Regions from separate parts of the Homo sapiens genome. Here region 2 is linked to region 1. The links are chromatin loops, found by intact Hi-C in ENCODE. Cell type or tissue: K562. All regions are shown on one strand. Links, peaks and the distances in the headings refer to the core of each region. The heading gives the core; the rest is flanking DNA. Region 1 holds the start of TSHR-AS1 (TSHR antisense RNA 1). Region 2 overlaps TSHR (thyroid stimulating hormone receptor).

Region 1 (15,265 bases), core at 2,736-10,735:
TTATTTGACGTTTTGAATTGCCAGAGTTCTTGTGCTGACTCTTTTGAGAGGGCTGGTGTTCCTTTGTCGTCTTGTTTTTATATTATTCATTTACCTTGAGGGCTTAACTGTGGTATATGTTGAGTATAGTCAATTGGCTTCATTTCTGGATACTTTCAGAGGGCCAAGGCTCTGTATGGGATCTTTGTGGCTAGATTCTTGCTCTGGGTTTTACAGGTGCTCTATACTGGCAGAATATTTTGAAATTGTAATTTCGGCGGCAAACCAGTAGATGGCGCTTAAGAGTAATTGCCGGCAGGCTCTGACTCAGCGCTGGCTCTTTGGTATTTTGTATTCGCAGTCATGCTCCATAGTTCAGGGGAGAGAGATGATCCTTTTGCCAAGTCCTCTCCTGGCCCTTAGAGGAGCCCCCTCCAATCACTGGAGCTGCACTTACGTTTCCTTTGTTAGGTGTTCGGAGCTGTGGGGGCTCTCTCCGGCAGAGGCTAAGGCTTGCAGACAGGCCGCAACCCTTCCCTGAAAGGCCCTGAGAGAGACAAGTCTCATCCCGCGCTGGCCCACGAACTGCTTCTCACTCCTCCCAGTGTTCTGAGTGGAGGCTCCTCCCCCGCGCTTGCGCACCAGCCACAGGTCTCAGCTGGGCACTCCTGAGCTCTGTGCTGCAACCTTGGGGCATTGGGCTCTGTCTTTCGGCCCCTCGGGGTCAGACCCCTGCTGTGTTGGGGGATCCGAAGTGCTCCCAAGCTGCCTGGAAAGCATTCAGGCGGGGTCGCTAGCAAGAACTCAGGCTGGGCAGCGGAGGCGGCACAGTGCACACACTCCTGCAGGAACAACCAGACAGGGGCTTTGGGAGGGGCTGCGTGCAGGGGGTCCCGCAGAACATATGCGCCCCAGTCCCGCAGGAAGGACCGCCCTGCTCTCTCTTGGCTCACTGGTAAGTTGAGGTCAGATGGGGAGCCTTGGGGGATAGGCGCCTATAGCCACCTTCCTCTGCAGCTGCCATGCACACAAAACCCCCTGGGCTCCCTGCAACCTGGAGCTCTGTCTCTGCCTACTCCCTGGGCAGATCCCCCTGCCAATTCAACTGTCTGTGGGGGTCATAGGATCTCTTATAGCTGGGATCCCAGAAATACGTGAGGAGAGTGGGCTGCCCCACTGTCACTTTACTCAACCCTTCCCTAGGAAACGTTCTGGGCCTGGAACTAGTCCTGGCACTCACCCCGCGCAGGGTTCCCAGCTTCCTTCCTCTTCAGCCTCGTGTCTGTGTGGCCGCTCTGTGGACTCAGCGTTTCACTGCGAAGATCTGCTCAGAGTGTGTTGGTTTACGGGATATTTTGGTGTCTCGGTGGGAGCAGCACTTATTGACTGCATCTGTTATTTTTCTGGGAAAAATCATCTAATCAAGATGTTTCTGGGAGCAATGTAACACAACAATTCAAACGCAAGAAGGCATCTCATCTTGAGCAAATAAATAGGAATAATGCCAAATGCTTTTTATGTCTCAGACACTACACATGTATGAATCTTTAAATAACCCAATGCACTACGCTTTAGATTTCTCCCCATTTTACAGATAGGAAAAGTGAGGTACAGAGAGATTGTAGACTTTGCCCAAAGTCACACAGCAAGTGAGTGGTGGAGTCAAGTTGGACCCAGTCTGACTTCGGAGATGACTACTTACCCATTAAGAGCAGGTTCCTCATTAAAAACGAGGATAAAGACCTTGTTAGTGTATTCAGAGTACTAAGGGGAAATAATTCAATCTAGGAACCTAGACCCAGCTAAAAATATTATTTCAGTCAGGATGAAATAAAGATATTTTAAAATAAAAACTGAAAGTGTTTATTATTTACAAGTTCTATCCAGGCAGAAAGACCTAGTAAACAATAAACTTTAGAAAAAAGATTATGGAAATTCAAAAGAGGATGAAAGAAGAAATGGAAAACAAAGAAATTGGTAAGCATGAATAGGTCAAAATATTGACTGTGAGAGAAAAATTAGAATGTTAAGTTTTAAAGGAAAGTGGAAGAAATATAATGCATAACAACATTAAATTGCTTCATGAATTGTAGACAATAAAGACTTCTGTGGGAAAAAACCACACTCAAACTCAAAGTGCTTTTTCTATTCTCTCTCTTAACAACAATCAACACAGAAGATGTCTGTGACCAAACTGGGGTGGAGGTGTTCTTCCTGCTACTAAGCAAGCAACAAATTCTACAATTCTGTTGTGGCTTACCTGGAGATAGCATCAGATCCCACATGTTGAGGATTCATTCCCACAAGACTGCCCCTACTTCACATGTCAGTTGCAACTCCAGGCCTCCAGAATTTCTGACCAATCAGCTTCAAGTTGGGGTTTTCATAACTCCCTCTTTGGGTTCAATTAATTTGCTGGAGTGGGTCAAATAACCCAGGGAAACATTTATGTTTACTGGTTTGTTATAAAAGATGTTAGAAATGATACAGATGAAGAGAGGCAAAGGCAAGGTAGGGGAGAAGGGGCATGGAGCTTCCGTGACCTCCCTGGATATGCCACCCTTTAGGAACCTCCATGTGTTCAGCTATCCAGAAACTCTTTGAACCTTGGTCTCTTGCTTGAGCCTTTCATGGGAACATCATTGAATAGGCATGACTGACAACTGTGTAGAAATGTGATTGGACAAAAAGAGTATGGTCTAATACTCATAGACTGAGAGGGGAAACCCTGTAAGGCCTGTCTGTTCAGATTCCTTTTGGCCCCTCTGTGTAGGACTCCTTCTTTTAGGGTATGGGGCAAGATCACTTCTGAAATGAGGGTCTTACGTCCCACAGTCAGACAAGGTAGGTCAGAGAATTCCTTTATGGCCAGCGCCAATATAGAAAAACAAGGAAGATTCCTCACTTGGAGAGAAAAAGGAGCAGGTGCAAGGAGGGCAGGAGAGGAGCAGAGAGACATTCTGTTTTCTCAGGCCTGCTTCTGAGCCCTAAAGTGCTCCACCATTATACCAAGAGCTATTGGAGTTATGAGCCAGGAACATGGATGGAAACCTATATGTAAAACCACAAACACACAGTAATAACAATATACCAGGATCCTTTAAAGAAACGAAGACATCTTTAAGCTTTTATTTCAGTTTAGTCGTCTCTCTTCAGAGGGATGGCCCAATAAAACTTCCTTACATATAAAGATAAAGCAAAAACTCAAAGAATAAAATAATGATGCCAAAAATGTTTTTTGTTGATGCCACCATTATTACCCTCCTAACCCGAGTTGATTCTACTTGGAAAATGCACACTTTGCTTATTTCATTTTTGTTTTTTTACCTTGCACTGGTGGAAATCTAAGATGACAAAGACAGTGTTCCTATCTCTTTATGCATTTTCACTTATATTCATTGATTTAGTCCAGGTAATTCTTTTTTTTTTTTTTTTCTTGAGAAGGAGTCTCACTCTATCTTGCCTAGGTTGGAGTGAGTGCAGTAATGCAACCTCGGCTCACGGCAACCTCCGCCTCCTGGGTTTAAGTGATTCTTCTGTCAGCCTCCTGAGTAGCTGGGACTACAGGCGTGTGCCACCACACCCTGCTAATTTTATATTTTTGTATTTTTAGTAGAGACGGGGTTTCACCCTGTTGGCCAGGCTGGTCTCCTGACCTCAGGTGATCCACCAGCTTTGGCCTCCCAAAGTGCTGGTATTATAGGTGTGGGCCACCGTTCCTGAACTAGTCCAGGTAATTCTCATAATTTTATTAGTTAGATAGCATTAATACAGGTGTCAAAAATGTCAGAATTATTTCTTTTAAGAAAAAAGTGTTGTGAAGGTTTCTTTATTTTCTTTTCTTATACATTAGGCATTAACAGTGATTTCCTGTGTAATTTGGGAATGTTTATTGACAGTAATGTGTATTACGGGAAGATAAATTCTATTTTTTCATGAAATGGCTGTCGTAGAATTATAATTATTATTATTTTGTTGTTGTTGTTGTTTTGAGACAGAGTCTTGCTCTGTCGTCCAGGCTGGAGTGCAGTGGCACAACCTCGACTCACTGCAGCCTCCGCCTCCTGGGTTCAAGCAATTCTCCCACCTCAGCCTCCCTGAGTAGCTGGGGTTACAGCCTCGCATGAGCACGCCTGGTTAATTTTTGCATCTTTAGTAGAGACGGGGTTTCGGCAAGTTGGCCATGCTGATCTCTAACTCCTGGCCTCAAGTGAGCCACCCGCCTTGGCGTCCTAAAGTGCTGGGATTACAGGTGTGTGCCACCTCACCCACCCATCAAGGAATCATTAAAAAGAAGGAATCTAAGACTATTTTAAAAATTTCTCTCAATGATTTAATATTTGGGTTTTATGTATTTTATTCCATTTTAGCACTGTGAGATAGCATGATTGCCTAAAGGACTGTATTAAAGATGAGTGCACAGTTCTGTCTTATTTATCTGCTGTCACATTGTTTTGACACAGAAGAAAGTCAAGTAACATTGATGAAGAGCTAAAATATGCTCTAACTGTGGAAAAAATAAATATAAATTGTCCATAGTTGCTCAATTTCTAAAGTAAAAGGAAAAAATACAGTGTAAGACTGTGAATTAGTTCAGGAAGGTAAACTTAAGTAATGTTTATTTAACTTCAAGATTTCAGTGGCTTAACTCAACAAAGGTCTGCTTCTTCTGCATGTCACGGGACAATGCTGGTTGGTATGGATGGCTCTTCTCCATGCAGTAATTCAGAGACACAGGCTTCTTTCATCTAGTGATTTATTTTTCCCTGCAGCTTCAGATACTCTTTTTCCCTCTCTCTGGGATCCTTTGCATCTGTCTGGCAGATATGGAGACGGAAAGCACAAGAGGATTGTGTTAGGAGTCTTAAGGGCTGGATGTGACACTCCTTGAAAGGGAAGCTGGGGAATGAGTATGTAGGTGTGTGTCCAGGATGTAGGGAAAATGGGTTTGGTGAGTATACATGCTGGTGTTTGCTATAAGAGAGCTAATCATGACTTTGTTTTGCAAGTATGAAAAGTGTGAAAAAGATAACATGAATGATAAAATCAGGCATGGTCACATTTATAATTGATCATTGATGTTTTTTCCAAGTTAATTACTTCTGTGATTTCTTGATAGCTATCAGCATGAGCCCCATTGCCTAAACATGATCTCATTTATTTATGTGTTTGAACAATTCATATTTTTTTATGTTTTGTAGAGATGGGATCACCCTATGTTATCCAGGCTGGTCTCGAACTCCTGGCCTCAAGTGATCCTTCCACCTTGGCCTCCCAAAGCACTGAGATGACAGGCCTCTGTGAACCACTGTGCCTGGTCTCATATATATGTATTTTTAATATGCAGCTTGCTTCTTATTTATGTGATGAGAAGAGAATAAATGTCACATTATTTTAGTTGAAGAAGTTCGTCAACATTTTGTCTTTTAAATTTAATTCACCTATAAGTTTGTATCGTCTTCAACCCTGTGTTTAAACACATAACATTCTTTAATAGACACCTAACAATTTACAAACACCTCATGCTCCTCCATGTGGCCTGGGGAGTGCACGATGATGCTGGCCAGCACTAAGTTCTTCCACCTATGAACTTTGAATTCTGCCTTTGAGCTTTCATAAATGAAGAAAGCTATCCAGCAAAGCAGATGTTGAGCAACTCTTCATGTCTGCCTACTCTCACAGGTGGGGACAGCACTTCCTGGAATAACGTTGCTTTGGATTTAACAACAGTTGGGCAAAGGAGGTCGGTATACAGATACAGGACAAGAAGAGTGGTGTCAAAGGGAGGCTAAATCATTGGTTCTGGCTTCATCTAAGGAATTCTTATGAGAAATCGAGGGAGAGACTGTCCTGGGAAGTCTGATGAAACATGTAAGTTAATAGGCTGCAAGAATCATTTCTATCTGGTGTCTTTCTTTCCTTACATTTATTTCTGCTCCTTGACTGTTCACAGGTGACTTGAAATCAGATTGCCCTATCCTTTTTGAAAAGGGAAGCTTGTTTTCAATCCTCTGAGTAGTTTGTAATGGTGTGAGGGCAGGGAGGTAGTACAATCTATCACTTTCCAACTTTTTACTTTTTTAATTTTTAAAATAAAAAAATTGTTTTTGAGACAGAATCTCACTCTGTCACCCAGGCTGGAGTGCAGTGGCACAATCTCAGGTCACTGCAACCTCTGCCTCCTGGGTCCAAGTGATCCTCCTGCCTCAGCCTTCCGAGTAGCTGGGACTACAGGCGTCCGCCACCATGCCCAGCTAACTTTTAAATTTTCAGTAGAGACGAGGTTTCACCATATTGGCCAGGCTGGTTTCAAAATCCTGACCTCAGGTGATCCACCCACCTTAGCCCCCCAAAGTGCTGGGATTACAGGTGTGAGCCACTGCACTTGGCCTACCACTTTCCAATTTAATGATCATCAGATGGGATAAGCAATATTGGAGAGTTTTAACTAAAACAAGAAGGTACTGCTGGGTCCCATAGAATGTGGAAAATTCCATTAGTTGGTGTTTTCTGGTTGTGCTGGGGGCCACACTAACATGGATGGGTATGACATGTTACTTATGTTAGAGATAAATGCAGAAAGGTAAAGAAGCATGACCAGTTCCAGGCCCACACATTGCCTGGCAGTGGTCTGTGAATCGGCAGTGGAGCAATGAGTCATTATCACAATGTGCTGGCTGAGAGGTACAGGGACATGTCAGTTACAGAGGCACTGCTGTGGAGAGAGGTCTTCCTTGTGTTTCAGCTGTGCTGCCTGTAGAGGGAGACACTGCTCCTCAGGTAAGGATTTAGAGTGTGGCATCAGCCAACTGTGAATATGTCAAGTGGGCCCTAAGTCTCTGGCAAAAGGAAAAGGGAGAAAGATAGGTTTTCAAGCAGCTCTAGCAAGGAGTCTGTGCCGCATGTCCCAGATCAAAACTACTTATCTTTCCTCCTCCTTCTTGTCCATTTGTTTTGTTCCATTGGTTGACAATGACCCTTCAGTTTGGCAGGTTCTTGGCCTCACTCACTGACCTAACAGACTTACTAAGTGTCTGTAATAAGCACCTAATGACGCAGGTGTATTTCATTAAGATTCTTCTTCTTCTTCTTTTTTTTTTTTTTTTAAATTCTTCACAGAAAGGTCATTTCTATCTGGCAAAGAACAGAAGAGCTTTGTTTTTAGGTCATGTTAACCTTCCTCATATTTGAAAGAAAGGTTCATCCCTTTGCCGTGTTTTGATTTTGAGGATGAGTCTGCTCTGTCCATTTTGGGCCATTACTGCAGAGCTCAGCTGCCCAACAACTGGACTTATCTAGGTCACAGGGGAGAACATAGATGTATGTAAATAAAACACGTAACTGGTCAATATTCATGTTAATAGCTTCAATCCTAGTGTGAAGACATGTGTATTTGACTCATGGGAGAGAACCTTTTATGCTTACTTTACACAAAGTAAAAACTAAAATGATCTGTTGATTTACTAATAAAATCAGGCCCAGATTCAGGTTGGCCAAGAAGCTAGACACTCCATAAAGAGAAAGGTGCCTAAACTTTAAAACTTGAACTTCTAGTCTTCTCCTAGTCTTCTCTATTGCCAGCCTTTGAAGGCAAGGGATTGACATTGATAAGGGCGCTGATACTATACATTATGGTTAGTGGGTTAGGCTGTTGGATTAATGGGATTAACCTGGCTACTGGCTGATGGTGGCCCAGATGCAGAAGTAAGAGTAGAAATTTCAAGAGAGAAATCACAAAACTTGTCAAACTTCCATAAGATATTGGGTATCACCAAGACAGATGTTAAGTCTCCCAGTACAACATTGGAGGTTGGAAACATATCACAATAGGACAGGACAATCACTTTCCCAGCTAAAGAGTCACGAGGGCAGAGTGACTCGCAGGAGAGCTAGAAAGGTTCCCAGCAAGATAAGGAGGCAGCCTTGATGTGGGCCCCAATGCCCCAAGCATGACTAAGGGCATTTTGTAAGACCAAATATTGAGTGGTGTCACTTCCTCTTTATTCTATAATCCCATGAGTTTTTGAATATTCTTAATCATGGCCGGTGGCTGTTGTACCCTGGTGCTTGGCAATGTCCATCCAGGGCAAGGGTACCTTTTTCTAATTTGTGCAAAGGTTCAATATGGGCTAGCTGTGACCCTACCTATGACTTCAGAGAATCAGAGAGGAGTTATATGCCCGTAATGGGGTCATATGATTGTTAAATTTTTTTAAAGATATGGGGGTCTCCCTCTGTGGCCCAGGCTGGAGTGTAGCGGCACAATCATGGCTCACTGCAGCCTCAAACTCTTGGGCTCAAGTGATCCTCCTGCCTTAGCCTCCTGAATAGCTGGGATATAGGGGCATGCCACCACACCTGGCTAATTCTTAAATTAATTTTTTTTTTAATAGAGATAGGGTGTTACCGTTTTGTTCAGGCTGGTCCTTGAACTCCTGGCCTCAAGTGGTCCTCCAGTCTCAGCCTTCCAAAGCATTAGGATTATAGGCATGAGCCACCATGATGGCTTTGGGTCAAATGTTAAAGGGGGACCAGGGCTTGCCTGAGGTCATTGATAGTTCATGAGAGAGTCCCACGAGGATGAGACTCTTGTGCTGATGGAGTTGGAGCTCTAAGGCAGACCTTCACACCTTGAACTCTAAGTCTCAAGTGTGTTGCAAGTGTGCCTTGAGGAAGCTGGTCAAGGTCTGGGGAAGCCAGAGCCTCTGTACTGGTCACCTCTGGCTGGGAGTACCCTTGTTCATTTACCTAGTGTGTGTGCAATATGATTATATTCTCAGAATGCCATGATGTGAACAAATTTGGGGAGCACTGCTATAAGATATTACTTTACAAAGGACTTGGGTTTGATATCTTGAAGGAAATGTGTGGTCTTCCTTATACTTGGTTATCTGGTTTCCAGAACCAGCACACTAATATTAGAAAATGATGAAGTGGGAAAATGTTTGCTGAAGAACTTTGAGCTACAACTGGATTCTAAGCCAGAAGTCATGGAGGACCCTGCAGTGAATGGGCACTGGTTGCTGCAAAGAGTGGCTCTGGAACATAGGACAGAATATGATCTGTTTAACTCAGAGCTAAGTAGCTGTGATAGTCTCCAAAACGGACCAGACCACTCTTACTCCTCCCAGTGCTGGCACTGTGTGCCTATGACATACTCTCAGCTACTGATGACATGGTTATGCTGATTCTCTCCTTGAGCTGCCTCCCAAGCCCTCCTCCTTTTTATTTTCTTTAATCATCTCTCTCTCTCCCTCTGTCTCTCTCTTTATTAAGAGCCAGGGCTTCCATACATAGTTGTGCAGTGCACAACCCACACAACTCTGTGCTAAGAGCCTTGATGCTCTGTGCTGTCTACTGAACACAGGTCAAACTTGATAGCCTGTCATGTAAGATCCTGGATGATGCAGCTTCAGTCTATCTGAGTCAGTGAAGAGGCTGGCAGAAAACAAATGGTCTCCTCAAAGAGTTTGACTGAGGAGAATTTACAGACTATTTACAAAGAGGTGAGTGGGGTGAGAGGAACCAATCAGGGATGGTGAAACACTTAGGAATTAGCCATAGCAAAGCGGTTACCACTCCTAAGGCTGAAAGGACAGAAAAAACAGGGGATGATACTGAACCCCGGAGCGAACTTGGAGTCACAGAAGACAGGAGCTATAACTATGGAGCTAACACTGGCTTAGTAGTTAAGAAGCAGGGAGGGAACCGGGGATAAATGCCCATGTATCTCTGCCCTTGTACTCTGATCTCAAGCCAGAGCCCCGGTGGCCAAACCCATTGGAACACAGAGGACAAAAGGGCATGCACGATGCAGTCTATAGTGGTCAGTCCCTGCAGGGCAGAAAAGTTGGGGAATGCCTGTAATTGGGTCAATTACAGGGAGAGTAACTAGCATATTGCCTTCCCTCCTTCCAGCCCTCTCATCCTGTATGCTGATTCCTTTTCCGAGCAGTACCACAGCCTTCGCACCTCTGTCATTTTGTTCATGCTTAGGCCTCTGTATGGAATGCTCTTTCCTGCACCCTCCTATATTTATACATTTGAAATCCTACTCATCTTTAAAATCCCAGCTTAGAGGTGACCTTCTTAAAGATTTCTTTGATCCCTCAAGTGGAATCCTCTAGGGCAGGGACATCTATGGCTTGCAAAGCCTAAAATATTTACTTTTTTTTTTTTTTTTTTTGAGACGGAGTCTCGCTCTGTCACCCGGGCTGGAGTGCAGTGGCACAGGCTCACTGCAACCTCTGCCTCCCAGTTTCAAGCAATTCTCCTACCTCAGCCTCCCAAGTAGCTGGGACTACAGACACATGCCACCACGCCCAGCTAATTTTGTTTGTATCTTTTAGTAGAGACAAGGTTTCACCATGTTGCCCAGGCTGGTGGCAAACTCCTGAACTCAGGCAATCCACCCCGCTAGGCCTCCCAAAGTCCTGGGATTACAGGTGTGAGCCACCGTGCCAGGCCAAAATATTTACTCTTTAGCCCTTTACAGAAAATATTTGACAGTCCCTGCTCTAAACTTGTGCTATTCACTATGGTTGCCATGAGCTATGTGTGGCTATGGCACATTTGAAATGTGGGTAGTGAGACTGAGAAACTGAGTTTTCAATTTTACTTCATTTTTATGAATTGAATTTCAAGTTTAAAAAAACAACACTCAATTCAGTTATGAAAAACTTTTAAGTCTGTTTAGAGCAATTTGGGTTTGCAAGTCTTTTTTTTTTCAAGTGTACATTTTACAAACTTTGAATGTGGCTACGGTATTTCTGAAGAAAATTTAGTTTCCAAATTGCCATGTGTTTTAAGTGTATACTGAATTTTCAAGACTGAGCTAGAAGAAAAGAGAATGTAAAATATCTCATTAATAATTTTCATATTGATTTTGGGTCAAAATGATATTATAATAGTGGGTTAAAGTATATTATTAAAATGACTTTCACTTTTTTCTTTTAACCTTAATTTTTTTAAATTCTTATAGATTCAGGAGGTACATGTGCAGTTTTGTTACATGGCTATATTGTATAATGGTGAGGTTTGCACTTCTAGTCTACCCGTCACCTGAATACTGAACATTGTACCCAATAGGTAATTTTTGACCTTTGCCCCCTCCGACTCTCCCCAGTATCTATTATTTCCCACTATATGTCCATGTGTACCCCTTGTTTAGCTCCCACTTATAAGTGAGAACATGTAATATTTGACTTTCTGTTTCTGAGTTATTTCACTTAGGATGGTGGCCTCCGGCTCCATCCATATTGCTGCAAAAGACCTGCTTTTATTCTTTTTTAGGGCAGCATAGTATTCCATGATGCATGTATACCATATTTTCTTTCTCCAATCATTTGTTGATGGACAGTTAGGGTGATTCCATGCCTTTGCTATTGTGAACAGTGCTGTGATAAACACAGAGTGCAGGCATCTTTTTGATAGAATGATTTCTATTCCTTTGAGTAGGTACTCAGTGGGATTGGTGGGTCAAATGGTAGTTCTACTTTTAGTTCTTTGAGACATCTCCATACTTTTTCTGTATTCCCACCAACAATGTATAAGCGTTTGTTTTTCTCCACATCCTTGGCAACATCAGCTGTTTTTTGATTTTTTAATTAATAGCCATTATGACTGGTGTGAGATGGTATCTCATTGTGGCTTTAATTTGCATTTCTCTGATGATTAGTGATGTTGAACATTTTTCATGTTTGTTGGTTGCTTGTATGTCTGAAGAAATGTCTGTTCATTGTTTATGTCCTTTGCCCACTTTTCTTTTCTTTTCTTTTTTTTTTTTTTGAGACAGCGTCTTCCTTTGTTGCCCAGGTTGGAGTGCAGTGGTGTGATCTTGGCTCACTGCAATCTCCACCTCCTAGGTTCTAAGAGATTCTCCTGCCTCAGCCTCCGGAGCAGCTGGGATTACAGATGTGCACCATCACGCCCGGCTAATTTTGTATTTTTAGTAGAGACGGGGTTTCACCATATTGGCGAGGCTGGTCTTGAACTCCCGACCTCAGGTGATCCACCTGCCTCGGTCTCCCAAAGTGCTGGGATTACAGGCGTGAGCCACCGTCTCTGGCCATCCTTTGCCCACTTTTAAATGGAGTTATTTGTTTTTTTCTTGTTGAACTGAGCCAAACAAAAGCTCAGTTCAGGCAGGCCATGGTTGCTTATGCTGGTAATTCCAGCACTTTGAGAGGCTGCTGCGGACGGATCGCTTGAGTCGAGGAGTTCTGAGACCAGCCTGGGCAACATGGCGAAACCCCATTCTACAAAAAAGTACAAAAAATTAGCTGGGCATGATGGTGCTCTCCTGTAGTCCCAGCTACTCAGGAGGTTGAGGTGGGAGGATTGCTTAAACTTGGGAGGTGGAGGTTGCGGTGGGTGACAGAATGAGTCCTTGTCTCAAAAAAAAAAAAAACAAAAACAAAAAACAAAAAGAAAAAAAAATGAAAAAGCTTAATTTAACAGTTTTTCTTGCATGTGAATGACCTCTGAGCTTTTAAATGGAAAGTTGACACTGAGTTTTGGTGAATGGCAGGGGTTTTTGGTTTGTAATACAAGTGCTTTTTTTCTTATTAAGTTTTTCCTTGTAGGTTCTGGGTATCAGTCCTTTGTTGGATGCATAGTTTGCAAATATTTTCTCCCTTTCTGTAGACTGTTTACTCTGTTGATTATTTCTTTTGTTGTGCAGAAGCTTTTTAGTTTAATTAAGTTTCATTTTTCTGTTTTTGTTACGTCTTAGTCATGAATTCTTTGCGTAGGCCAATATCTAGAAGAGTTTTTCTTAGGTGTTCTTCTAGGATTTTTATGGTTTCAGGTTTTATGTTTAAGTCTTTAATCCTTCTTGAGTTAATTTTTTTTTATAGGGTGAGAGATAGGGGCCAAGTTTCATTCTTCCACATGTGGTTATCCAATTTTTCCTGCACCATTTATTGAAAAGAGAGTCCTCTGCCCAGTGTAACTTCTTGTTAGCATTATTGAAGATAAGTTGGATTGTTGGTATGTGGCTTCATTTCTGGATTCTCTATTTTGTTCCATTGATCTATGTGTCTATGTATGTACCAGTACTATGCTGTTTTGGTTATAATAGCCTTGCAGTGTAATTTGAAGTCAGGTAGTGTGATGCCTCCAGCTTTGTTCTTTTTGCTTAGGATAGATTTCTATGGAGTAACACTGCTCTGTAGTAACATTCAGAAACTGTAATAATTTTTATACTGTGGTGACACATATATCTTCCTCTCTAGATTCAAAGTTTTTTTAAAGTCTGGGACACAGTTAAAAAAATTCTGATGTATATGCTCTGCTTGCAGAAGGTACTCAATAAATGAATACAAGTCAAACAAATGCTCAATTCAAACACTTTCTTGCATGTAGATGACTAGTTCTCTGGGCTTTTAAATGGGAAGTTGAGACTGAGTTTTACTGAATTGCAGGAGTTTTTAGCTTGTAACCACAAGTGCTTCCTTACTGTAAGATAGATGACTCAATGAATAGGCTTCTTACAGAGAAAATGATGGACAGTGGACTCTTTTTTAATGATCGGTAAGAATTTATATAAGGCCATGTCTAATTTTTAACTACAGAGGATGACTATATCATAAAACAGAAAATTGTCAAATGTTCATGCTCTACCAGGGGTAAGCTATTATATTTGAGAGGACACATTTTTTTTAAAATTTCAATAGTTTTTGGGGAACAGGTAGTGTTTGGTTGCATGGAAAAGTTGTTTAGTGGTGATTTCATGGGAAAGTTGTTTAGTGATGATTTCTGAGATCTTTGTGTACCCGTCACTCAAGCAGTGTACACTGTACCTGGTGTGTACTCTTTAATCCCTCACCCACCTCCCAACCCTTCCCCCTGAGTCCCCAAAGTTCATTATATCATTATTATGCCTTTCATCCTCATAGCTTAGCTCCCACTTATAAGTGAGAACATATGATGTTTGGTTTGGGGGAGGATACATTTTTAAGGGCTCAGCATCAATTAAACATTTCATAGACATGAAAAATAATATATCAGAAATTCAATTCAAATCCAGCACGTATTTATTGAGCACATACTATGTGCCAGGGATTGTTCTAGGCTCTTGGGATGCACCAGTGAATATAACTGACAAAAATGTCTGCCTTTGTGGAGCTTATGTCCCATTATGTTTATTATAACATGATAAATAAACTAGTATATTAGGAAGTGGTAAGTACAGTAGAAAAAAAGAGGAAAATAGAGCAGGGTGAGAGGACCAGGAATACAGCATGGAACAAGTAACACATTTAAGTTAGGGTGGTCAGGACAGGCCTCACTAAAAGGTGCCATTTGAATAAAGCCCTGATGGGTGTGAGGGATTTCTCCATACAGCTATCCAGGAGAAAAGCATTCCAGACAGTGATGAGCCAATGTCATGGGTCTGGTTGGGGAGTTCATAGGTATGACCAAAGAAGAGCAGGAAGGCAGAGCAGCAAGAAGAAGTCAGCAGGGAGAAGACGTGTAGGAGATTAAAAAAAAAAAAGAGAGGCAATTTGGACCAGATCATACGGGTCTTGTTTAAAGACTTTGGCTCTTTTTTTTGAGACAGAGTCTTGCTTTGTCACTCAGGCTGGAGTGCAGTCGCATGATCTCGGCTCACTGCAACCTTCACCTCCCGTGTTCAAGAGATTCCCCTGCCTCAGCCTCCTGAGTAGCTGGGACTACAGGTGCCCACCACCGTGCCCAGTTAATTTTTGTATTTTTAGTAGAGATGGGGTTTTGCCATGTTGGCCAGGCTGGTGTCGATCTCCTGACCTCAAGTGATCTGCCTGCCTTGACCTCCCAAAGTGCTGGGATAACAGGCGTGAGCCACCATGCCCAGCCAACTTTGACTTTTGATATGAGAGAACTGGAGAGCAGAGGAATGACCTGATCTGACTTAAGTTTTAAGAGAACCACTGTAACTGATATGTTGAGAATACACTAGAGGTTGGCAAACTATTCTGTAAAGGGCCAGAGCATTTATGATCTGTGAGCTATACAGTTTCTGTCACAACTATTCAATGATTATAGCACAAAAGTAGCCATGCATAATATGTAAATGAATGAGCGTGGTTGTGTTCCATTAAAACTTTATTTATGAGCACTGAAATTTTATATAATTGTCATGTCCCTCAAAAGATTTTTTATTTTGATTTTTTCCAACTGGTTTAAAAATATAAAATCATTCTTAGCTTTTAGGATGTACAAAAGCAAGCAGTGAACCCAATTTGGCCACTGGGGAGTAGTTTGTCAACCCCTTGAATAGATTGTAGGGGGACAGGAGAACAAT
Region 2 (15,265 bases), core at 861-8,860, 100 kb after region 1:
GCATATTTAGCGATATATATATATATATATATATATATAGTGTCACCCTGTGGAATGTTCCACTACAGAATTGAGGTTTTCTCTTCATCTTCTTTGAAACTACGTGTCTAATTCCGTGTTACTAGACATTCCATTAAAAATGCTTCTTATTCACTCTAGTGTTCTTTTCTGATGCTTGCTTTTATTTTATTTTATTTTATTTTTGCTATTTTGAGGAACTCTTCCATTTTAAAGGAACTCTTCTATTTCCTTTAAAATACACAGATGTCCAAGACCTGGTCTAGGATAATTAAATCAGAGTTTATGAAGGATGAGTCAAATACTTTTATTTTTCAAAAGCTTCTTAGCTGATTCTAATGTGTAGGCAATGTTGAGAACCACTGACCTATAGTTTGAATTGAACCTGCCATACATATGTATATATGGTGTATATATAGGGATTATATATAGTGATATATCACTATATATATATATATATATATAAAACTATAAACTCCTTTCACTAATTATCAGAGTGCAAATTTCCAGTTCTTTGGGTGATATTTCTGTTGTCTCACTAGACTGTAAGTTCTCTGAAATGCAGAACTGTGCCTGTTTTTGGCCACTGAATCTTGAGTGCCTTTCAGAGTGCTTGGCATGTTGTCGACTCTTATTAAACAACTGAATGAATAGAAGAGTTCCTCAAAATAGCAAAAAAACATGAGCATCAGAAAAGAACACTAGAGTCAATAAGAAGCATTTTTAATGGAATGTCTAATAACATGGAATTAGACATGTAGTTTCAAAGATGAAGAGAAAATCGCAATTCTCTAGTGGAACATTCCACAGGTTGACGACATACTCCCTTAAGACTTCTCTTCATGATTTTAAATGAAGCTGAAAATTCAAGCTCCGTCTTAAACTTTGTAAGCAAAAAGTAATTCAAATAAAAGCTTCAAGTACTGAAAAAGGAAAACAGAGAAATTCCTAAATACAACTTGTCAAGAACATATAAGGAATATTTCAAATAGTTTCCTCAAATTCCATCTTGTAATGAGAATGACTAATGCAGCCAAATTCAATGACCACTTTCTATTGTGAGGTATTTCTATGACATTTGGGAAAATGAACAATTGACAGATGGTTTCCAGCCATAGCCATAGCAGAGATTCTCAACCCTGGACATGCAATTAAACTACCTGAAGGGCTTTAAAGTACACAGATGTCCAAGACCCGGTCTAGGATAATTAAATCAGAGTTTATGAGGGATGAGTCAAGTACTTTTATTTTTCAAAAGCTTCTTAGCCAATTCTAATGTGTAGGCAATGTTGAGAACCACTGACCTATAGTTTGAATTGAATCTGCCAGTAAAGTATCCTCATCGATGCAATGTTTACAAGAGGAGTGCTGATTGTTCCATTCTAAGTTTTTATCTTGGTTATTATGAGTATTATAATGGCTCTGTGCTTTCTATTTTGAATTACCTGTTCTCTAAATAATTATCCTTTGATTTACCCAGTCTCTTAACCCTTTGCCTCTTGCAGATAATAACGTTATATAAATTGTTTTGATACAAATATATTTCTAACATAAAGGAAACAATGGAACAGATTGAAAGGAATTAATTTACCGTGTAGAGACTGTGGGGATTTACCATGGATGAAGCTGAGCAAGCTAGCAGAGCAAGATTCATTTTTCAAGGCTGCCAACTTGTTTCCCTAAGCATCTTTTCCATTGCTCCAAATCTTCTACTGAATTTCTCAGTTAAGAAGTATGAGTCTTTCTCAAGGTTCCAGAAGGATAGTCACTCGGCCCATATTATCAAATGGAAGTTCCAGTTTCTCCAACCTAATGACATCTTTTTGTATGGCTGTGATTGCTTGGTTGTGAAGACAACTGGCAGGAATCGTTTATTCAGGGGGATAAAAATTGTGATTCCCTGCTTACTTACCCCATTTTTACAACTAGGAAAAATCAGATCCTACTTCTTCTTCGCATTTAAACATCATATAATCATTACAGTCACCATATGACTTATCATTCAAACTGGGATAGTTTTGTGAGTTAAAGCAAGGTGCCATTAACAATTATGCCAGAATCCCAAGTGGGAATTTGAACCATCTCAGACAAACCTAGCATCATCCTACTGATCTCTTTCTTCTCCCCAAGATATATCAAATCTTTAATCATTATTCAGGTATGTGTATGTGCTTTTATTCCACAAATATGTATTGAACATTCATTGTATGACAGACATCCTTCTGGACAATGACAAAACAGGCCTGTTCCCTACCTTCAAGGAACTCACAGTACTCACAGATACAGATTAATGTACAAGGTAAATGGGATTAACACAAGGTGTTAAATGCTTGATAGGGTTCAGGGACCCCTATCACTTAACCCAGACTGGAGAATCCAGCAGTCTCCCTGGGGGAAGCCTCAGTGGAGCCTTCAGATCTGCCTGGGTGTCTCCTATATCTCAGTCAACCAACCCTCTTCTTATTGCTCACCACTTTTATTTCAAATCTTCTCATCAAATTTCTAACTCTGCCACCTCCATCTTCCATCTTCTTAGATATCCTTTAATAATTTGATAAGTCATAGAAATGTTTGAAACTTTAACACGAGAATGCCTTGAATTCCCCACCAATAAGCCTATTAGTTTACCTGCATCTGTCCCATCTTTTCCTACAACTGAGACAGCTAAGTAAAAAAGGGCTCCCTAGCAGAACCTTCAACTGCCTGTGCCCTGGGAGAAGTGTGTACTGGGGTGGAGCTTCGGGAAGTTCATTTATAGTGGGGAGGAGCCTGGCCTCTCCTGTTGTGGGGTGGTACCTGGGATTCAATCTGTGAGGCGGGAAGTGGACTAGGAGGACTCTCGCTTTGCTGAGAGTCCCTGTTTCCCTCTTTTCCTCTTTCACCCAATAAATTCTATTTTTGTCACCCTTCAAAGTGTCTGTGAGCCTAATCTTTTATGGCCATGTGACAAGAACCTGGCTTTTAGCTGAACTAAGGAGAAAGTCCTACAACATGACTTCCTCGTTATGATGTAAAAAGTGACCATCTTCCTCTAGAAGGCCAATCCCTCTATTTGGATCTCATCCCCTCCTGCCTCTTCAGGGACCACATGCTCTTAAAATTGTTCTTTCTTCACTCTCTTTAGCTTCTCCCTCTCTGCGGATGCCTCCTCCTGGTCCCAGTTACACCCAGTTGTTTGTGACTCTCAATCTCTACCTGAATCTCTCCCCTGAGTGCCCCCATATACCCAGAACTCCCAATCCTCTTTACTCTAATTTACTTTTTTTCCCATGTACTTATTTCCTTCTAAATTAGTATCTAATTTACTTATTTATTGTGTTTTTGGTTCATTGTCTATTTCCTCCCATTCAAATGGAAACTCCATGGGGACATGGATCTTTGTCTGTTTGTTCCCTGATGTATCCCCAGCTCTCAGAGCAGTGATTGGCACATAGTAGGGGCTGAACAAATATTTATCAAATGAATGAAAAAATTCTGTCTGTGTCCTGATGTGTACTCAATATAACTGCACCTCAAATGCCATATGCCCCAAATTGAATTCCTAACATACCCCCTGACCCTCCACAGCAAATATACAAAACACTTCTCTGCCTAAATGAATGTGCCGATCAACCACACAGATGTCCTAATCAGAAACTTGATCAGCCCTCCCTTATTTATGTCTCAAATCTCTATCCTTTTTCATTATTCCCACTCAATGATCATCCTTCAATTTGCCATCCCCTGTACTTTGGGCACTGCATCAGCCTCTTCACTAGCTTCCTGCCTACAGCCTTGCTCCACTTCCACCCCTCACTCCACTACATAGCCAAGGGAATGTTTCTCAAATGAAAATCTGACCATTTCTCTTGCCTGCTTAAAACCATTGAATGGCTCAGCCCTTAGGGAAGATTTTAAACTCCTTCACATGATTTACAAGACCCTGTACTAACTTAGACCTAAGTTTTATTTTTTTCTACTGCCCACCTCCCTGCCTAAGCTCTACCCCCAAGAAACTTATTATATTTCAATTCTTCAGAAAGCCCAGGCTTTTCCCTTCTGCTCTTTGCTATATAATGCAGATCACAGGTCAGGTGCTATTTTTTTTTTCAGGAAGTCTTCCCCAACTCCTCTCCCTGCTCCTGTGTAGGTAATAGACCTCTTATGTGAGTTTCCATATCACCCAATAACTGACCCCATCATGATACTCATCACTCTCTTAGGAATAAAACTGAACTGCTGTGAGTTTTGTCTACTGCTGTGTACGGAACACCTAGCAAAGTGCCAGGCACAAAGTAGGGCTCAATAAATATCTGTTGAATGAATGAAGTAATGGCCAAGCTGTTGGGACATGCAAACAGAGACACCAAATAGGCAGTTGTATAAGGTAGATGAGGGAAAAGGAAGAGCTAAAGGAGAATTCAAGGTTTTTAGCTTATAGGATGCTACAGTGGTGCTGTTAAAAGAGAAGGAACAGCTTGGGAGGAAGATGATGTGTTTATTTTGGATATGCTGGTTTTGAAGAGCCTGTGGGACATCCAAGTGGTAATATTTGGAAATTAGCTGTATTAGGAAATAGTGCAGCCCAAGGAATGGGAGTGTTTACTCAAGGAGAGTGGGGTATAGAGGAATTAGAACAAAATATACAAAGAAAGAGCTGGTAATTAAGTAGCTGGCAAAAATAAAATAGGAAGTCAGAAAAGGAGACTAAGGAAGAGTAGCCAGGTGAGACAAGAAGAGGAATGAGAGAGCAATATCAAGGAAAACAAAGAGGCAAGAATTTGAAAGAGGAAGGACTTGTTAGCAACATAAAAAACTGCAGAGATGTTCAGTAGGATGGTCTGTCAGCCTCAGCACTGCTGACATTTTGGACTAGATAATTCTGTTGTGGGGACTGTCCTATGAACTGTAGAATGTTCGGCAGCAACCTTCACTTTTACCCACTAGGTGCCAGTAGCAGCCCCCTCTCTAGTGGGCATTTAGCAACCAAAAATGCTAAATGCTTCTAGGGGTAGAGTCGTCTGTGGTTGAGAACTACTGAAATGACAGAAACACTAACAAAATGGCCACGGAGTGAGTACATTTGGCCAAAAACTGTACAGGTTGCTTCTGGTTATATTATTTCGCATGCCTGAACTATCTGGATTGCCTGTCAAAATCAATTAAATGAAATAAAGACCTGCTTCATTTCATTCACTCTTTGTCAACCCAATATGGAAAATCCCTTTTCTCCTTACTGTAAGTGGATAGCAATTCAATTTTTAAGGTTTAGAATTATTTTTAATTCTCTTTTAACGTGAGAGATCTGAAACCACTGGCTACGTTTATAACAAAATGTAAATATTTGTATTAGTAGTGAAAGGTGATTCAAGACTTGGTGACTAGGACAGATGGATGTTTGTCTATCTGTATATATGTTTACTTTATAAACTACGGGATGTTTATAGGAGAGATTTACAGCTAAGGTTTTGCCATATCCCAAGATATATTAAAATACATCGAGAATTATGAACTGCTCAAAATCAAATGAATTTAAATTTGATTTAGGTTTTAAAAAATCATGTAGGAATTAGGGAGTAGAGATATAGCAAAATGAAATAAAAATCATGTACATAAAATTGTCATATACATTGACAATATAACTGCCATTGATTTATGCAAGTATAATACCAAGTATTTTTCTTGATAGAACACGTTTAGAGAATAACATATCACAAATGCAAACTTTTCTTTATATTAAAAAAACTTACATTCTGGAAATATTGGGCAGATTAGAAAATGCATGACTTGGAATAGTTCTCAGGTGAGTCTCAATAAGCTTCCTGTGAAAATAACAGTTACATAATTAGAGTTTTAATCATTGGGCTTTTCTAATAATTCACCTTAATTATAAAAACACATAATTAAAAAGCATGACAGTTTTCACAATATGTTGGCTGATACATAATCAACAAAAATAATACTCAACAAACATACCAAAGAACCATATGTACACATTTTTTTCTCCCAATAAGAATTGTTAGATTCAGATGCAGAAAGTAAATCATCAGACTTCATCTATGAATTAGCAGTAAACTAATATGTCTTGCCTCGCATCACACTTTATTTGTTAACTGAAGGGCAATATTTTTTGGGGGGTCTTTTTATTAAATTGAAAAAACATGATTATTTTACCTTTTAATTTAGGTTTGGGGGTACATGTGCAGATTTGTTATATAGGTAAACTGGTGTCAGGGTTTTTTTTGTACTGATTATTTCATCACTCAGGTACTAAGCCTAGTACCCAATAGTTATTTTTTTCTGCTCCTTTCCCTCCTCCCACCCTCTGCCTTCAAGCAGGCCCCAGTGTCTGTTCTCTTTGTGTCCATGAGTTCTCATCATTTAGCTCTCACTTATAAGTGAGAACATGTGGTATTTTGTTTTCTGTTCCTCTGTTAGTTTGCGGAGGATAATGGCCTCCAGCTCCATCCAAGTCCCTGAAAAGGACATAATCTTGTTCTTTTTTACGACTGCATAATATTCCATGGTATATATGTACCACATTTTCTTTATCCAATCTGTCACTGATGGACATTTAGGTTGATTCCATGTTTTTGCTATTGTGAAAAGTGCTACAATGAACATTCGTGCGAACAACATAATATATTGTATTATGTATGTTAAGACTACTGAATTTATAGCATGTACTTTTCAATGGAAATGCCTTGGAATGCTATCAGAATATACATTAAGTACATCTTTAAAAGAATTAAATGCATGTTTTAAATCTTAAGGATTAAAAATAGTAGCATGGTTACTACCTTCTTGCACAAGTAAAAGTCTCTTCGATCATATCTTGATCTTATCATCTACATGCTGCAGTCTGGAAATAACTGACTGGCAAGGAGCAAATTCTTCCTCAGAATCTTAAGACATCTTTGTTGGATTTGCACCTTAAAGGTGTGACTTTTCCTCCAGTTTGCTTTTTTGAAGACTCTTCAGAAGGTGGAGACTGTTCTCATCATACATAATGAAACACCTTCATGCATTCCAGTATGCCTCTCCACCTAGGCACTCCATTTTTTGAGTTACGCTCTTTACTATAGTTACTACTTGAGAATCTTGTATGGAAAACAGTGTGCATAGTGTATTAACTTGGCAAAAAGACAATGCCTCAGCATACTACTTAGCTTCTCCATGTGTCTGTTTTTGCCATTTAATCACACTGGTAATCACACATCATCCAGTTAGTACCTCATTTATAGATAGTAGAATAACATTGTGTATTTTTTCTTCTCTAAGCTGAGGGGTTACTTTTCAACAATATATTTCCTTGGTCTATGCTTTCTTTGAAGTATTCATTTTTGCAACTATTAAAATATATCTGTAACTTGCCTAATCAAAGCATCAGAAAGACCAAATTAGTTGGTAAAAGCATCTATTAAAATGGAGGGAGGGAGGTGATGTGAATGTCAAAAGAGTAAATCTGCAACTCTTCCCAACCTCTGGTGTTTTGCCATGAAGCCCAATGTTGCCTTAATATTATTTCAGAAATTCAGGTCCCATAAATTACTTGTTCTCCTTTGAAGGTCTCCCACTTTTATTTCCTTAATTGAGTTATCCGGATTCTGAAGCTAAAAAGATATGAGAAGAACAAGTCATTCTACCAAAATCTCTGTGTAAAATTGGGCCATGCCAAAGGAAAACAAAAGATACACACCTGTTGAGTATCACCCAAGGCGATTGAGTTTAAGCTCAAAGATAGTCTTACTCATAGAGCTGTCGTAAGGCAAACATTTTGTGGGCATACTTACGGTAAGATTGTAGGTAATATGGGACTAAACTGTAACCTTCACTGACTAAAATTTTTTGAGTTTAGCCCATGTTCAAAAGTAAATAACATATATAAAATTAAATAGGAAACTAGAATAAGATTGCAATGGTTTCTAAGAAATTAACCTGGAACAGAAATAGCATCTAAGTGCAATTGGATAGTCTTTGGGCTAAAGGTTCAAATAATGTTTCTATTCTTTCCCGAAGTATGAGTTTCTGAAATATATAACACCTGTTTCTTGAATTCTCTCTCTCTTTTACACACATACAGTTCTGAACAAAGATCTTTTTCCCACTATTGAGTTAGTTGTGGCACAAGGTGTTTTAAAAGACAAAAATATTTGAAATGCTAATGTTTTGCTTAATTCCACAAACAAGATATTTTTCCCAGCCAGATTTTTTTTACCAAAGAAAGCTCACCAATATATATAGACCAATAAGGATTATGTGTCTCAGAGCATCTGTCTTAGTAATAATACAATATGCACAGTAAATCAAACAAAATTGAAGTTGAGGGTGCTAGCAATCAGCCTGAGATAAAAATAATGTCTCCTTTTTGAATAAATTCAGTTAATATCATGATAACACGCTGGGACAAAATACTGATTTCAATAATGTTAAATGAATTATTAGAATGACAACTAGTTGTATAGATTGCCAAATTCAATTGCAATTTAACAGTTCATACATTTTGCCTGGATATTTTCATAGTAATGTGCGCATAATCTAAAAAAATACACAATTGAGTTTGTGTAAATTTTGTTGACTTTTGGTATAAATTGCCTTGGTTGCCTCTCTAAAATTCATCATATTAGCTTAAGCTCTCCTTTAATTTCTTTTCTGGCTTTTAACATGTGATTAGTTTGATTGAGCTTATGAAAACATTTAAAAGGAGTTTTCTTCTAAGGTATCTATTTCCCTTCAAATAAAGAACAAAAATAATTAGTGAGGGCATGGCATCTAGGAAATTAAATAAAGACATCATATTTATTTAGAGAGCATCTGCTCCATTTTTCCCTAATAGTTCAACCTTACAATAAGGGTTGTGGGGAAAATTTATTGTAATATGTGGATGCCTCATGACCCCCAGACACATGTGCTCCGGCATGCACATAACCTTTGTGGAGGTTTTGTGGTTGTTTTGATTTGCAGTAGTTTTGTGGCTAGAGTTAATTTATAGAATGTTTGTCATCTATCTGTTTTTATCCCTCCATCTAGGGGCAAGGGGCTGGATGTTCTTTCTATTATCTACCTTTTCAAGAGAAGGCCTTTTACTCAAAGAATCTTGTGATATTGTGATTACTGCTTTAAATGCAAATGAAAGAAAAAACACCAAGTGAATGTGTTTATTTTATAGAAATATTTTATTTTAATTTCAGAATACATTTTGAATATTTATGGAAAAGGCAAAGTACACATCTACATGTGTATTCTTTTGACAAAAATATTAGAAAATCTTCAAAGTGCTTCACTTTTGTCCAAAGAATTTGCATCGCAATAGAATTTGTTTCTAATGAAAATATGCTAGGTACTGAAGAGGCTGTTTTTTATTTGCCTTTGATAATTCACAATAAGAAGACAATGATGATTCTTTCTAAAATATGAGAAAAAAACCTCACCTCATACAAATAGTACATCTATTTACTATTAACGATTAAGGCATCATATGTAACTCATTGGGAAAATAGTTCACAGCTATAGTCTTGTATCCTATGTGGAGAATGCACATTTTATGGTTAAAGAAGTTGGCTTCAAGATATAGAAATTATGTGAGAGAAAAGATATAAGCTGAGTTTGCAATTCCAATTTGTTTTGCTGTGATTTCTTTAATCAAGAATGACCATTGGAGGTATGACAAATGTTTCCTTTGGGCCTTGCTGAGGCAAGATTTATATCTGTCAAATGTCTGCCTTAGGAAAATATAATGTAGAAATTGACATGCATGTAAACCATGACTGACTGACTTGCAGATTTTGCAGGTAGAACCCAGTTTTAAGTACTCTCTTTTTGGTTCTTGCAGTAGCAATGGGGGAGAGAAATATGGTTAATGTAAAGAGAGCTGACAGTTCTTTGTTCCAAACAAGAGCAGTTGGTACAATTAAACTTTTCACAGTAATCTTGCATGATACTAGGCTTAGTTGACTGAAATTTCATCAACATGTAAATCCAATCAACATTCCAACATCTTGTTTCTTACACAGTTTCTGGAATCTTAAACACATAGCTTGTGTTGCATATGTGCATATATAGGTGTGGGTTCTAACACATTTCTCACTATAGCCCCTACCTCATGACCATGTCTGAATTGTACTGAGTTGAGGAGGCTGGCTGATCTTCTTTGCCGTGGCAGAGACTGTGTGGTCCAGAAACACCAAACTTCCCACTTGTGTGTCCTATTTGCCTCCTGGCAAACAGGCTGAGAGTATTTTGTGATTCTGCGTGTTTGTATAATATCAATGTCATCTTCATCTTAAGGGCCTCTTGTATTAACCACCTGTGTCAATCAATCAGCCAGTATTTCACTGAGGTGTACCAAGTATATTTCACTGAACTATTCTATGTGAGTATAGAAAGTATTCATAGTAGAAAAAGAGGGAATTGGTAAAAATAATCCATATTTTTTATATTGTGAAGTTGTGGATTACAAATTAGGCAATATTAATACAATTTAATGTGACATTTATCACTTGCCTTGTGTTCTTATTTTGGTGAGAATAAATCCTTTTTTCTTTTCTTTTTTCTTTTTGAGATGGAGTTTCACTCTTGTCACCCAGGCTGGAGCACAGTGGTGCAATCTTGGCTCACTGCAACCTCTGCCTCTGGGGTTCAAGCGATTCTCCTGCCTCAGCCTCCTGAGTAGCTGGTATTACAGGCACCCACCACCACACCCAGCTAATTTTTGTTTTTTCAGTAGAGACGGGGTTTCACCATGTTGACCAGGCTGGTCTCAAACTCCTGACCTCAAGTAATCCACCTGCCTTGGCCTCCCAAAGTGCTGGGATTACAGGTGTGAGCCACTGCACCCAGCCAAGAATAAATTTTCATTGGTGAATTTGTTTTACTGTTGTGCATTAAGAAAATACTCTGTGGCAAACTGTGAAAGAATACAGCAAGCATAGGATTTAAAATCAGGGGTGTAGACCCACAAGGATCATGCAGTTAAACACTTGGGACTATTTGCATATAGACTATTTTTTAAAATAAAATAATTTTAACTTGTCATTCTCTTGTGTTTTGTATTTTGGGTGGTATAGTAAATTTTAGTCAGTGTTGCTGCTAAATTATTTACAAATGATACAAAAATATCAGGTGATATGATGTCTACAATGCAAGGTGTGACACTGCAGCTGAAATAGAATGGCATACTGGCCAGAATCCAAGTGGATTTGTGAGTTATTATGTAGGGTCAAACAGAGTTTTGATTTGGGCTTTTTTTGTGTGTGATCTGAACCCCAGAAACTCAAGCAATAGCTTGATAAGTTTGACTTATGGAAATTGCTCAGCTTAGGCCATCTGGGAGAGAGTTGTCTATTCACAAGTATTGGTTTAGGTCTCCAAATTGTTGAAAATATTAAATTTGGTTTCATTTCATTATTTAGCATAATTTTTTGTATTGAAGCTATTTTTCACAGTTCTTTATTAAGGCATACTTTACGCCCAGTGAGATGCACAAGTCTACAATGCATATTTATATACTTCGGTGTATATAAGTATACTTATACTTTACATATATGTATGCATATATGTACACATAAACCCATGAGACCAGGGCCTGGATCAAAATATAAAATATTTCCATCATCCCGAAAGTTTCCTGTGTAGTTTTCCAATCAGGAATTGTATTAGTTCATTTTCACGCTACTGATAAAGACATACCCGAGACTGCGAAGAAAAAGAGGTTTAATGGACTTACAGTACCATGTGGCTAAGGAAGCCTCATAATCATGGCAGAAGTCAAGGAGGAGCAAGTCATGTCTTACATGGATGGCAGCAGGTAATGAGAGAGAGCTTGTGCAGGGAAACTCCCATCTTTAAAATCATCGGATTTCATGAGGCTTATTCACTATCATGAGAACAGCACAGGAAAGACCTGCTCCCATGATTCAATTTCCTCCCACTGAGTCCCTCCCACAACATGTGGGAACTCAAGATTTGGGTGGGGACACAGCCAAACCATATCATTCCACCCTGGCTCCTCCCAAATCTCATGTCCTTATGTTTCAAAACCAATCATGCCTCCCCAACAGTCTCCCAAAGTCTTAACTCATTTCAGCATTAACTCAAAAGTCCACAGTCCAAAGTCTCATCTGAGACAAGGCAAGTCCCTTCAACCTATGAGCCTGTAAAATCAAAAGCAAGCTAGTTACTTCCTAGATACAATGCAGATACAAGTATTGGGTAAATACAGCCATTCCAAATGGGAGAAATTGGCCAAAACAAAGGGGCTACAAGTCCAAAAAGTCAGCAAGTCTGAAATACAGCAGGACAGTCAAATGTTAAAGCTCCAAAACGATCTCCTTTGACTCCATGTCTCACATCCAGGTCACACTGATGCAAGGGTTGAGTTCCCATGGTGTTGGACAGCTCTGCCCCTGTGGCTTTACAGGGTACAGCCTCCCTCTCAGCTGCTTTCATGGGCTAGTGTTGAGTGTCTGTAGATTTTCCAGGTGCATGGTGCAAGTGGTCTGTGGATCTACCATTCCGGGGTCTGGAGGATGGTGGCCCTCTTCTCACAGTTCCACTAGGCAGTACCTCAGTGAGGACTCTGTGTGGGGGTGCCCACCCCAAATTTCCCTTCTGCACTGCCTTAGCAGAGATTCTTCATGAGTGCCTCACCCCTGCAGCAAACTTCTGCCTGGACATCCAGGCATTTCCATATATCCTTTGAAATCTAAGAGGAGGTTCCCAAACCTCAATTCTTGACTTCTGTGTACCCACAGGCTCTATACCATGTGGAAGCTGCCAAGGCTTGGGGCTTGCATCCTCTGAAGCCATGGTCTGAGCTGTATCTTGGCCCCTTTTAGTCACAGCTGGAGCAGCTGGGATGCAGGTTACTAAGTCCCTAGAGTGCACACAGCAGAGGGAACCTAGGCCCAGCCCACCATGCCATTTTTTCCTCCTAGGCCTCTATGTCTGTGATGAAAGGGGCTGCCACAAAGTTGTCTGACATGCCCTGGAGACATTTTTCCCATTGTCTTGGGGATTAACATTCAGCTCCTCATTACTTATGCAATTTTCTGCAGCTGGCTTGAATTTCTCCTCAGAAAATGGGATTTTCTTTTCTGTTGCATTGTCAGGCTGTGAATTTTTTGAACTTTTATGCTTGGTTTCCTTTTTAAAACTGAATGCCTTTAACAGCACCCAAGTCACATCTTGAATGCTTTGATGCTTAGAAATTTCTTCCACCAGATATATAGAGATATATATACCCTAATCATCTCTCTCAAGTTCAAAGTTCCACAAATCTCCAGGGCAAGGGCAAAATGCTGCCAGTCTCTTTGCTAAAACATAACAAGAGTCACCTTTGCTCCAGTTCCCAACAAGTTCCTCATCTCCATCTGAGACCATCTCAGCCTAGATTTCATTGTCCATGTCATTGTCAGCATTTTGGTCAAAGCATTCAACAAGTCTCTAGGAAGTTCCAAACTTTCCCACATTTTCCTGTTTTCTTCTGAGCCCTCGAAACTGCTCTAGCCTCTGCCTGTTACCCAGTTCCAAAGTCGCTTCCACATTTCAGGTATCTTTTCAGCAGCAACCCATTCCCAGTACCAATTTACTGTATTAATCCATTTTCACACTGCTAATAAAGACATACCCAAGACTGGGAAGAAAAAGAGGTTTAATGGACTTGCAGTTCACATGGCTGAAGAGGCCTCACAATCATGGCGGAAGGCAAGGAGGAGCAAGTCACATCTTACATGGATGGCAGCAGGCAAAGAAAGACAACTTGTGAAGGGAAACTCCTGTTTTTAAAACCATCAGATCTTGTGAGACTTATTCACTATCATGAAGACAGCACAGGAAAGACCTGCTCTCATGACTCAATTATTTCCCACCAGGTCCCTCCCACAACATGTGGGAATTCAAGATGAGATTTGAGTGGGGACACAGTCAAACTATATCAGCAATCCTGCTCTTCTATAGGATAACTACTATTCTGACTTCTATCATCACAGATTTCTTGTTTATTAACTTCACATAAATAATCAAAAATTAGCCACTTTTCTGCCTTGCTTCTTTTATTCAACATAATGTTTCTGAGACAAATCTATGTTATTACATGTATCAGTAGTGATTTTTATTGCTAATTATGAATATGCATTTTTTTGTTCATTCTCCAGTTGATGGTTGTTTCTAGTTTGGGGCTATTATGAAGAAAGCTGCTATGAAGAACATCCATGTACAAATCATTTTATGGACACACATACTCATTGCTCTTGGGTAAATATCTAGGAATATGATTTATGGATCATAGGTAAGTGTATACTTAACTATCACAAAAACTTCCAGTTTCCAAAGTGATTGTAACATGTTCACTCATACCAGTGATCTATAGGAGTTCCAGTCAACTCTACATCCTCACCAACACCTGGTGTTATCAGTGTTTTAACTTGTAGTCACACAAGTAGGTATGTTTCCGTCAGCATTCTTGATTGGTATTTGTAATTTGCTAAAGGATTTGGAGAAATGCACAGCTAAGTTAAAAATGTCTATTTGTGTACACAAGTATAATGCTTAATTTTATGTGTTAGCTTGATTGGGTCATGGGATATGAAGATATTTGCTTAAACATTATTTCGTGTTGTGTCTGTGAGGATGTTTCTGGATGAGATTGACATTTGAATTGGTAAACTCAATAAAGCAGCTTGCCCTTCCCAATGTGAATGGGCCTCATCCAATCAATTGAAGGCTCAGTAAGAAAAATTATTTATCTCTGCTTGTCTTTAAGCTGGGATATCAATTTTCTTTGCTTTCAGACTTGGACTAAATTCTACACCACAGGCTCTCCTGGTTCTCAGGCCATTGGATTCAAACCAGAATTTATACCATCAGCTCTCTTGGTTCTCAGGACTTTCAACTTTGACTGATACTATACCTTTGGCTCTCCTGGGTCTTCAGTTTTCCAACTGCTTCTCTTGAGCCTCTTAGCCTCCATAATCATGTGAACCAATTCTTTACAGTACAGTACAAATCTCTCTCCCTCTCCCTCTCCCCTCCCTCAGCCCCCTAAATTTGTTAGAACTGATGAATAAAATTCAGTAAAGTAGGTTACAAAATCAACATACAAAATTTAATAGTGTTTCTATATGGTAACAATGAACTATCTGAAAAAAATTAAGAAAACAATTCCATTTGCAATAGCTATAAAAAATAAGATACTCTGGAGTAAATTTAACCAAGGAGGAGAAGAACCTATACACTGAAAACTATAAAACATTGATAAAAGAAATTGAAG

Evidence for each region. Peaks named below come from ENCODE experiments on the same cell type or tissue, not always from the same donor. Only the 100,000 strongest peaks of a DNase experiment are listed, where the experiment ranks them.
Region 2: it touches region 1 in a loop (10-fold over the local background); 3 of 110 quality-filtered maps call a loop at or near these places.

The regions. Positions count from the first base shown.
Region 1 is chr14:81,155,778-81,171,042 of GRCh38, reverse strand. It overlaps TSHR-AS1 (TSHR antisense RNA 1), which reads left to right and starts at 637. Exons shown (of 9, transcript XR_007064290.1): 1 at 637-934; 2 at 5,662-5,850. LOC105370594 (a long non-coding RNA gene) reads right to left here and starts at 2,271. Exons shown (of 2, transcript XR_944073.3): 1 at 2,240-2,271; 2 at 1-1,382. RefSeq lists enhancers at 263-632, 853-912. In K562, for the core only: a CTCF peak has its summit at 6,727 (motif pointing right); DNase peaks (open chromatin) are centred at 6,692 and 7,892.
Region 2 is chr14:81,052,702-81,067,966 of GRCh38, reverse strand. It overlaps TSHR (thyroid stimulating hormone receptor), which reads right to left. Exons shown (of 10, transcript NM_000369.5): 2 at 5,748-5,819. TSHR-AS1 (TSHR antisense RNA 1) reads left to right here. Exons shown (of 9, transcript XR_007064290.1): 8 at 14,151-15,265. Among named protein-coding and RNA genes, the nearest start is that of TSHR, 100 kb to the right of the region's middle. In K562, for the core only: a CTCF peak has its summit at 4,943 (motif pointing right); a DNase peak (open chromatin) is centred at 4,946.